Linked DNA regions of Homo sapiens: region 1 is linked to region 2. Evidence: chromatin contacts called from ENCODE Hi-C data. All regions are on one chromosome and are shown on one strand. Each heading gives the region's core, a stretch centred on a gene start or an enhancer-like site at or near the end of the contact. The rest is flanking DNA. Distances are from core to core; before and after follow the strand shown. Region 1 holds the start of ZBTB45 (zinc finger and BTB domain containing 45). Region 2 holds the start of ZNF548 (zinc finger protein 548).

Region 1 (4,780 bases), core at 513-3,012, 1.1 Mb before region 2:
TCCATAGGTCAGAAGCCCAAGTAGGTCTTCTGTGGGTCTCATAAAGGCTAAAATCAAGGTGTGGTATGGACTAAGCTGCTATCTGGAGGCTCTGGGGAAGAATTTGCTTCCAAGCTCATTCAGGTTGTGGGCGGAATCTAGCTCCACGCACTTCTAGGGCTAAGGTCTGTTTTCTTTTCTTTCTTTCTTTTTTTTTTTTTTTTTTGAGACTGAGTGTCGCTCTTTCGCCCAGGCCCGACTGCAGTGGCGCTATCTTGGCTCACTGCAAGCTCCGCCTCCCGGGTTCACGCCATTCTCCTGCCTCAGCCTCCTGAGTAGCTGGGACTACAGGCGCCTGCCACCGCGCTCGGCTAATTTTTTTTTGTATTTTTAGTAGAGACGGGGTTTCACCGTGTTAGCCAGGATGGTCTCGATCTCCTGACCTCATGATCCGCCCGCCTCGGCCTCCCACAGTGCTGGGATTACAGGCGTGAGCCACCGCGCCCGGCCTTTTTTTTTTTTTTTTTTTTTTTTTTTTTTTGAGACGGAGTCTCGTTCTGTCGCCCAGGCTGGAGTGCAGTGGCGCGATCTCAGCTCACTTCAAGCTCCGCCTCCCGGGTTCATGCCAGTCTCCTGCCTCAGTCTCCCGAGTAGCTGGGACTACAGGCGCCTGCCACCACGCCCAGCTAATTTTCTGTATTTTTAGTAGAGATGGGGTTTCACTGTGTTAGTCAGGATGGTCTCGATCTCCTGACGTGATCCACCCGCCTTGGCCTCCCAAAGTGCTGGGATTACAGGCATGAGCCACTGCGCCGGGCCATGAGGTCTGTTTTCTTGCTGGCTGTTGTTGCAGCTCTTCTCAGATTCTCAGCATGACACCTGTCCTGTTGCATTTCCTCTCATGGACCTCTCTACCTTCAAAGCCTCTGGAACCCTTCTCCTACTTCAAGTTTCTCCACCTTCCTCTTCTGCCTTTAAGGACCCTTATGATACCTTGGACCTACCAAAATAATCCAGAATCATATCCTATTTTAAGATCAGCTAATGAGTAACCTTAATTATTTCCGCAAAAACCCTTTCACCATGTAGTGTAACTATTCATAGGTGAGATAATCATATTTACAGGTTCTGGGGATTTGGGCACGGAAATCTCGGAGGGGGCCATTTTCGGAATTCTGTCCCCCATACCAGATTGACTTGCAATGTCCCAGAATCTCACAGGGTCTAGCTCAGGGGAGGCCCAGAGCAGGGTGAGGCAGTTGTCTATTCCTGTCTGCGTTGTAGTAGAAGGTGCCAAGGCCGAGATGGGGTCCTTTCCCCAGTCCCACCCACAGCGGGCGGGCCTGGAGCGTCTGCAGTAGTGGTAGCTTGCTTGCACCTCCTGGCGGCCAGGGACCGAGACCTACTTCAGCTCTCACCCGTGTCACAGGAATAAGGCCACTTCCCCGGTTCGCAGTGGGGTTTAAACTGGCCAGAACACGTTGGGCACTTGGGCCGGGAACTGCCTTCCCATTCTGCATCACAGGGAGCTTGCGGATTGATCGCGCAGGCCCGCCACACCCCTGATCTCCTGGGCGACGCCGGAAGAGTGCTCTGGTCCAGACATTCCTCGCGACGCGGCAGCCCTAGCCTCTTCGACTTTGGTTCCGACTAAGAGGAGAGCCGGAGTGCAGACTGGCGGGAGCTGATCGCCATAAAAATACCGGAAACGTGCTTCGGCCTAGGGTTTCCCCTGCGCCGCCGCGACCGCAGGCCTCCGTTCCGCCGGGGTAACGGCCCGGAAGTGCGGCCTTGTAGTCGGTCAGGAGGAAGCGGCCACGGCAGAGCCTGGTGCCTGAAGAGGAGTCGGAGGTGGGGTCGAATGGGCATCCCCCTGCCGCAGGGCGGGCGAGGAGGCTGGGGCGTGCCAGGGGAGGGGCACCTGCGCTCCGCTAGAAGCGCACGCTGAGAACGCGAGGGGGCGCTGCAGGACCGGGGTACGGCGGGGGCCAGAGTGCGGGGTGGCAGCGGCGGGTCAGAGGGGTGCTTTGGGCGTAGGGTGGGGCGCGGGCAATGGAGCAGAGTATGGGAGAACGCGCTCGGAGTAAAGCACACGGCGCGGCGAAGGCGTGGCGGGAGTGTGCGGCGCCGGACCCGGGAAGCTGGCCTGGGCGCCGGGTCTCGAGTGCAGGCCTTTGTTCTGAAGTGTCCAGGCCGGCCTTGCGGCGTCGGGACTGAGGAATGGAGCCCGTCGCGGGGCGGGGCGGGAAAGGAAGGTTCAAGTCTCTCGGGTTGATGCGCAAGTTTCCGTCCCCATCGGCCGGACAGATTAGAATCCTTTCAGGTGCTAGGTGAATACAGATGGGGCGGTGCTGCTTGCTGAGTTAGCCTTTGCGCGGGCACAGGCCTGGCTTTTTTGAGGCATTGCACAGAAGGCTCAGAACAGGGCCAGGGAGCGGGGTGGTGTATCCGGATCCGTAGTCTGGAAAAGCTCCCTCTGGCTGCCGTGTGGGGAACAGAAGGGGAGGCGAGGGGCGCAGAGACACCAGCCAGGTTTCTTCATCCGTCCAGGACAGCGGGAACGGGGCAGTGGAGGTGCTCGAAGTGGTCTGAGGGTCAAATGTGGGGCATGCAAAAAAGGGAGGCGTCTGGCTGAGCAAAGGGACGGCGGATTGGGCATAAGGAGTCGGAGGGGTTGAATCTTGAGACCCCAGTAGAGCCCGAGGGTGTAGGGGCAGCATCAAGCCGAGCCCACCCTGGGGCTTTGTGACTCCAAGGGAGAGACAGGCTGGTGGAGCCTATACGGATGTCAGAGTCCAGAGCTCCTACCCTCCTCCCTTAGACTGGAGGTGTGTGCAGTCTGGGTGCGGGATGAGCCGAGTATCTCATCCCTTGTTTGATAGAAGGGGAAACAGGCCGAAGGATCACGGTTTACCTGCTTGATGGATGGAGTAGCAGAACTCCTCAGATTCCAGAGTCCTCTGAGGACTACCCCCTCCCCTTTCTGGTGCCTGATGTTGGGCCGTGTCCCCGATTACTCCATGGGCAGCTATCCAGTCACACACCCCTGCTCAATCCACACTTCCCCTCTCTGTGCCACACCCACACCCTGGGCCCCACAGGCCCCATCGAGATGGCAAGAAGCTGGGGCTGCAGGAGCCACCTCCCTGCTCGCTATGCTAGGGGCTGCCAGGGAGCATGTACTGGTTTCCCTGGGGCATCTCCCAAGGTACTGCCCAACCTTTTACCCTCAGCCCTTAGTGACTAGGCACACCCAGAACCACCCTGCCCAGGAAGCAGGTCATGCCACCCCACTCCTGCGAGAGCCTCTGTATATACTAGTTAAGGTGACCTGGTTCTGAGGCAGCAATCCTGCCTATGCACAGGGTCTCATACTGGGGGGATGTGGCTAAAGGAAACCAAAAGGAGCTGTCAGCAGGGGTGGAGGAGGAGTGGAAGCTAGCTGGGTAGAGAGCAAGGTCTACTCGGGGTGAGGCAGGTTAGCCAGTTGGGATGGGGGTCCCTGGCCTCTTCTACACACCGGGCTGCCCTCTTGGAGGGGCACATGGGGAGGCTTAGGGTTATTGGAGTTGGGGTGGGGTGGGTGGGTGAGTCAACATAGAGTAGGCCAAGGCCTGAACCTTTTCGGGAGCAGTGATTGAGGCCAACACCCTCTCCTAGGGGTGTGCTAGGGTTTGCAGCGTTAATGGGGGGCTGTAGACGGCCTGGCCAGGTCTGAGGTAGGGGGAGGAGGGAGTGCTGGAGTGTCCTGTGTTGGGAATGGGGACTGTGAAGGGCAGCTGGGGAGGGATGGGTTAGCGCGCCTTGGAGTGTGGTGCACTCGAGCCCTGTCCTGCAACAAGGGGTGAGGGGACAGGGACGTTGGGACAGATGGGGGTCCTCAGTTGACCTCTCCCTGCCCTCCTCTTGTTCTGTGCAGATGGCGGCTGCAGAGGCTGTGCATCACATACACCTGCAGAACTTCTCACGCTCTCTGCTTGAGACCCTCAATGGGCAGAGGCTTGGGGGACACTTCTGTGACGTGACTGTGCGCATTCGTGAAGCTTCGCTGCGTGCCCACCGCTGCGTGCTGGCGGCCGGCTCACCCTTCTTCCAAGACAAGCTGCTGCTCGGCCACTCTGAGATCCGTGTGCCTCCGGTGGTGCCCGCGCAGACAGTGCGACAGCTGGTAGAGTTCCTGTACAGCGGTTCGCTCGTTGTGGCGCAGGGTGAAGCCCTGCAGGTGCTCACGGCCGCGTCAGTGCTTCGCATACAGACAGTTATCGACGAATGCACGCAGATTATCGCCCGCGCTCGAGCCCCGGGCACCTCTGCGCCCACGCCCCTGCCCACCCCTGTGCCCCCGCCACTCGCACCTGCGCAGCTGCGTCACCGCCTGCGCCACCTGCTGGCTGCACGTCCCCCGGGGCACCCCGGTGCTGCACACAGCCGTAAGCAGCGCCAGCCCGCGCGTTTGCAGCTGCCAGCGCCCCCAACACCTGCCAAGGCTGAGGGGCCTGATGCTGACCCCTCACTGTCCGCGGCCCCTGATGACCGAGGTGACGAGGATGACGAGGAAAGTGACGATGAGACCGATGGCGAGGATGGCGAAGGTGGCGGCCCAGGCGAGGGCCAGGCACCTCCTTCCTTCCCAGACTGTGCTGCTGGCTTCCTCACTGCTGCTGCTGACAGCGCGTGCGAGGAGCCCCCTGCACCCACTGGCCTCGCTGACTACAGTGGTGCCGGGAGAGATTTTCTTCGGGGAGCTGGGTCAGCTGAGGACGTATTTCCAGACAGCTATGTATCCACTTGGCACGACGAG
Region 2 (4,509 bases), core at 1,026-3,525:
AACAAAAAATCTCATTAACAGTAAGCACAGGGCTGGGCGCGGTGGCTCACACCTGTAATCCCAGCACTTTGGGAGGCCGAGGCAGGTGGATCACCTGAGGTCAGGAGTTCAAGACCAGCCTGGCCAACATGGTGAAACCCCGTCTCTACTAAAAATACAAAAAATTAGCTGGGCGTGGTGGTGGGCACCTGTAATCCCAGCTACTTGGGAGGCTGAGGCAGCAGAATTGCTTGAACTAACCTGGGAGGTGGAGGTTGCAGTGAGCCGAGATCGCGCCACTGCACTCCAGCCTGGGCGACGGAGCGAGACTCCATTTCAAAAAAAAAAAAAAAAAAAAAACAGTAAGCACAGGGCAGACATTTTTCAAAAAGAAGACACATAAATCGCAAGCAGGCATATAAAAAAATGCTCAACATCATTAATCATCAGACAAATTCAAATTAAAACCACAGTATCTCCTTACACCAGTCAGAATGGCTATCATTTAAATGTCAAAAAACAACTGATGTTGCCCAGGATATGGAGAAGAGAAAAAGGTTACACACTGTTGGTGAGAATGTAAATAAGTACAACCTCAATGGAAAACAGTATGAAGATTTTTCAAATAACTGAAAATAGAACTGCCATTAAATCCACCAATTCCACTACTGGGCATCTACCCAAAGGAAAATAAATCATTACATTAAAAAAAACATGTATTTTTATCACAGCACTATTCACAATAGCAAAGATAGGGAATTAACCAATTATCCATCAATGTATGACTGGGTAAAGAAAATGTGGCATATATATACACAAGGTAATACCACTAGGCCACAAAAAAAAAAAAAAGCATGAAACTATGTCTTTTACAGCAATGTGGATGGAACTGGAGGCCATTATTAAATGAAACAACTCAGAAACAGAAAGTCAAATACCAAATGTTCTCACTTACAAGTGGAAGCTGAATAATGTGTACACATGGACAAAGAGTGTGGAATGACAAACATTGGAGACTCCAAACAGGTAGAAGGATGAGACGAAGATGAGTGATGAAAAATTACTTAATGGATACAATGTACATTATTCAGGCGATGGATACATTAAAAGCCCAGACTTGACCACTATGCAAATATATCCATATAACAAAACTGCACTTGACTCCTTAAATTTATGCAAACAAACAAACAAAAAAAACCCGAGACCGACCTACTCAATCTGATCCTCAGACCATTCTCTGGCCCAGTCCAAGCCCTCCATCCGTCTGGTATCGCCAACCCAATCCCCTTCCTCAGACTCCACACCTTTATGTCCACCTGTCTGTGTGACATATCCATCTTGAGACATTTGAGAATCACCATGTCCAAAATCCAACCTGTGATCTTCTCCCGGAAATCTGCTCTTTATGCTGACTTCCCCAACTCCATTCTTCCAAACGTTCAAACAGAAAACAAAAAACAAAACAAACACTTGAAACGGTTCTTCACTGCCTTTGTTCAGACATAACTGAAGCACCAGGAAAACCTACGGGCCCTATCTTTCAGGCCTATGAAGAATCTCATCACATCTCCCTCTACTGTCACTGGTCCAGCCCCAACCATAATTCTCCTGGGTCTACTGCAGTGGCCTCAGGGCCTTTTCGCGTCTCCCTGTGTCCATTCCTAACCTGGTTTTCCTAACTTGAAACTTCGAACTCTGGACCTGCCCCCTCCAACTGTCCCTCCCTTGACAACCTTCCATGGTTACTGGCTGCTCAGGTTGCCATTCCAAGCGAGAATTCACAAAACCCTCTCTTTCCCGCAGAAACAACACACACCCCTGACGCCCCAACACAGCCCACTCGGCAGCGCCTCCATGCTCTGAACCTGAGGTCCCTAACGGGAGCTCTGAGGCTGCATCAAATCGGCTGATACGGGGACCCCACACAGGAACGCCCCTCTCTTCGGGACAAGGGGCCTGACCTGCAGGGCCCCTTCAGGGGGCTTCAGCACTGGGAGGACCGGTCGGGCGGGGGAGCCTGGGACGGGACACCCACCTCAGTCAGGTTCATCAGCAAGGCCTCCGCCAGCCCAGCCAGGGAAGAGCGGGGCGGGAGCGACAAAGGCAAGACAAGGACGCCACTGTCCCCAGCGCTTGTCAGTTGACTCACTCCCGCCTCTCCGTGGTGGGAACCGAGCCGCTTCTCGCGCTTTTCCGTTCCGTCACTTCGGTGACGTCAGACAGAGCCATAGGCCGAAGTTGGTGAAACACCACACAGAACCAAAACGACCACCACCAGGAGGACGGCGGAAGTCCCGCCCTCCGACGGTGCGCACGCACGCAAACGTCCCCTTCTAAGCCTTTATTGGGTAAGTCGTGCCGCCGAGAGCTGCAGTGTCTTCTGGGTTATGAAGTTTCGACACCGCTTCCGGACTTGTCTTAGAGCGTTGATCAGTCCTTATATGGCAGATAAAGGCCCAGTGGCACTGTCAGGGGAGCTGGGAAACGGAGTCCCCGACTCCAAAGACAGGAGGGGGCTTGGCTTGCTCTTAAAGGCAACATACGGTATTTTTTTGGATTGTAGTATAGGATATTTACAGAAATGTTAGCAACTTATTACTTAAGACTCTATTAAGCACAGCTAATTCCCAATAACTACAGGTCCAAAGAGACACCCCATACCATAAAGGCAGTCTGCCTCTACTCATGCCTGCCAGCCATATTATTGCTTTTCAAATACACATACAGTTACGCTTTGGCGTCTGTTTAGTAAGCTTCAATATGTTTGGTCCAGAAGAAGAAAGAAAGACTACGCAGTTAGGGCTATGGACTGGAATTTGTAGGAAGGATGACAGGAGACGCTGAAGTAGGTTGAAAGGGTGAAGCTATGCCTCTGGATCAAAGAGAATACATCTTACCTGACTGTAGAGTCAGCGATTGTGTTCCTACGAAGGGTGCAACGCTTTTATTCTAATAATACTTACTACTTCATATCTGAGATATTTTCCATTTATTTTAAGAATCACAATCCTATCTGAAAATGAGAGTGACGACCAAAATGAGTGATTGAGGCATAAGTCACAAATCATGGAGGATTACTGGACCAGCCTAAGGGCACATCCAGAAAAATGTAAGTCACAGAAGCATCTGTGGCTGGTTTTTCCAAAGAGGTTCTTAGGAGGTTTAGTATTTATTATACATTTTCCTTAAAAAGGAAGAGGGGTTGGCAGTGAGACAAATGATTACAGACATGTGAAACTTTAGTTAGTGCCCAGTAAATCTACATTTTACATAAGATAGAGTAAACACGTGAGGGGAAAAGGGAATAAAGAAGATGTCTCAGAGAAGGATGAAGGAATGAATAATCTCATCTTCTCTCTGTTCTGTACCTTGGAAGATAAGCTAGTAGTCTTCTGAAAAGGTTGATTTCTATTTAGCCCTTAGGGAAGAAAACCTAATGATTGTAGTGTGGTAGGGGATATAATGAGGTGTGTCTGATTTCCCGTTCCTCTATAGTGGTGAATTCAGCTTCCAAAGTTATTCTAGGGTTCTCATGGTCAAGAGGGCATCCATTCAGTCAGTTAGGGGGTGCTTAGAATTTTATTTTTATTTCTCAAGAGCAGCTGATACATGCCATTTCTGGACAACATTGTCTACCGTTTTCATAGTTGAAGCATATGCACATCTTATCCTCAAAAAAGGTGTGGAATTCCATGATGTTATCTTCTTCCTCAGAAGTGATTTAAAATTTCACCTGTGTTTACAACTGTATTTGCACAGGGAGTCGAAATGTGAAAAACACTTGTGAAATAAAAAAATTACCGAAATCTATTAGTAATTATGTAGGTTATTCCAAAAGAAAAAAAACCAGAAGCCCTAGAGAAATCGATCTGTAATGTGAGAAAAAGATAAGATCTCAATGTTTGAGTGAGAGACAGCAAATTCTGAGAAGTCAGAGAATGAAGTTGAACCTGTGGCTCTGCTGGACACTTGGACACACTATGCTTTTGTTTCCAAAATGTAATTTTTTTACACACTTGAAAACATTGCTCATTAACTGCTTAGAGGGGTAAGTACAGATGATAAACTGAAAGACTTGCCACAGATAAAAATGAATAGAGAAGCTGTGTGATAATGTGTATTTACTTCTCTAGTAAATGTTCAATGAGCACATATGTATTGGGTTTCAGATCAATGATAGGTGCATGGGACACACTGGGAATAGGTTTCCCAGCTGCTATGTGTATACAGGACTGTTCTATGTTTTCTTAGATTCTGTATTTGTCTGTTTGATATTCATTAATCACAGGGTCAAACTAATAGAACCAAAGTTGTTTACTTTTTTTCTTGCAAGCCACTTACTCAAGTGCATGAAACTCATATAAAACCCCCCAACCACAAACACTAAAATGTGTTTTTCCTTCCTGCCCATCGACGGTATCTCTACCTCATCATTCTCTGCCACTTTAGTTATAAAGACATACTTCCAGTTACTCTGTTTTCTCTTTCTGCTTTCCAGTCTCTGTATGTAATAAGGTTTCTTGTGGCCTG

What was found. A loop is a pair of places that touch in the nucleus more often than their neighbours do. Pooled maps may share reads with other maps.
Region 1: a pooled map shows a loop between it and region 2 (9-fold over the local background). The contact joins the promoter of ZBTB45 here to the promoter of ZNF548 in region 2. A Hi-C loop is called at or near these places in 6 of 50 pooled maps.

The regions. Positions count from the first base shown.
Region 1 is chr19:58,516,792-58,521,571 of GRCh38, reverse strand. It overlaps ZBTB45 (zinc finger and BTB domain containing 45), which reads left to right and starts at 1,762. Exons shown (of 3, transcript NM_001316979.2): 1 at 1,762-1,830; 2 at 3,899-4,780. The coding sequence starts at 3,899. RefSeq lists enhancers at 1,478-1,797, 2,855-3,515 and a silencer at 1,888-1,987.
Region 2 is chr19:57,387,620-57,392,128 of GRCh38, reverse strand. ZNF548 (zinc finger protein 548) reads right to left here and starts at 2,275. Exons shown (of 4, transcript NM_001172773.2): 1 at 2,015-2,275. The coding sequence starts at 2,029. RefSeq lists enhancers at 2,018-2,497, 2,638-2,717.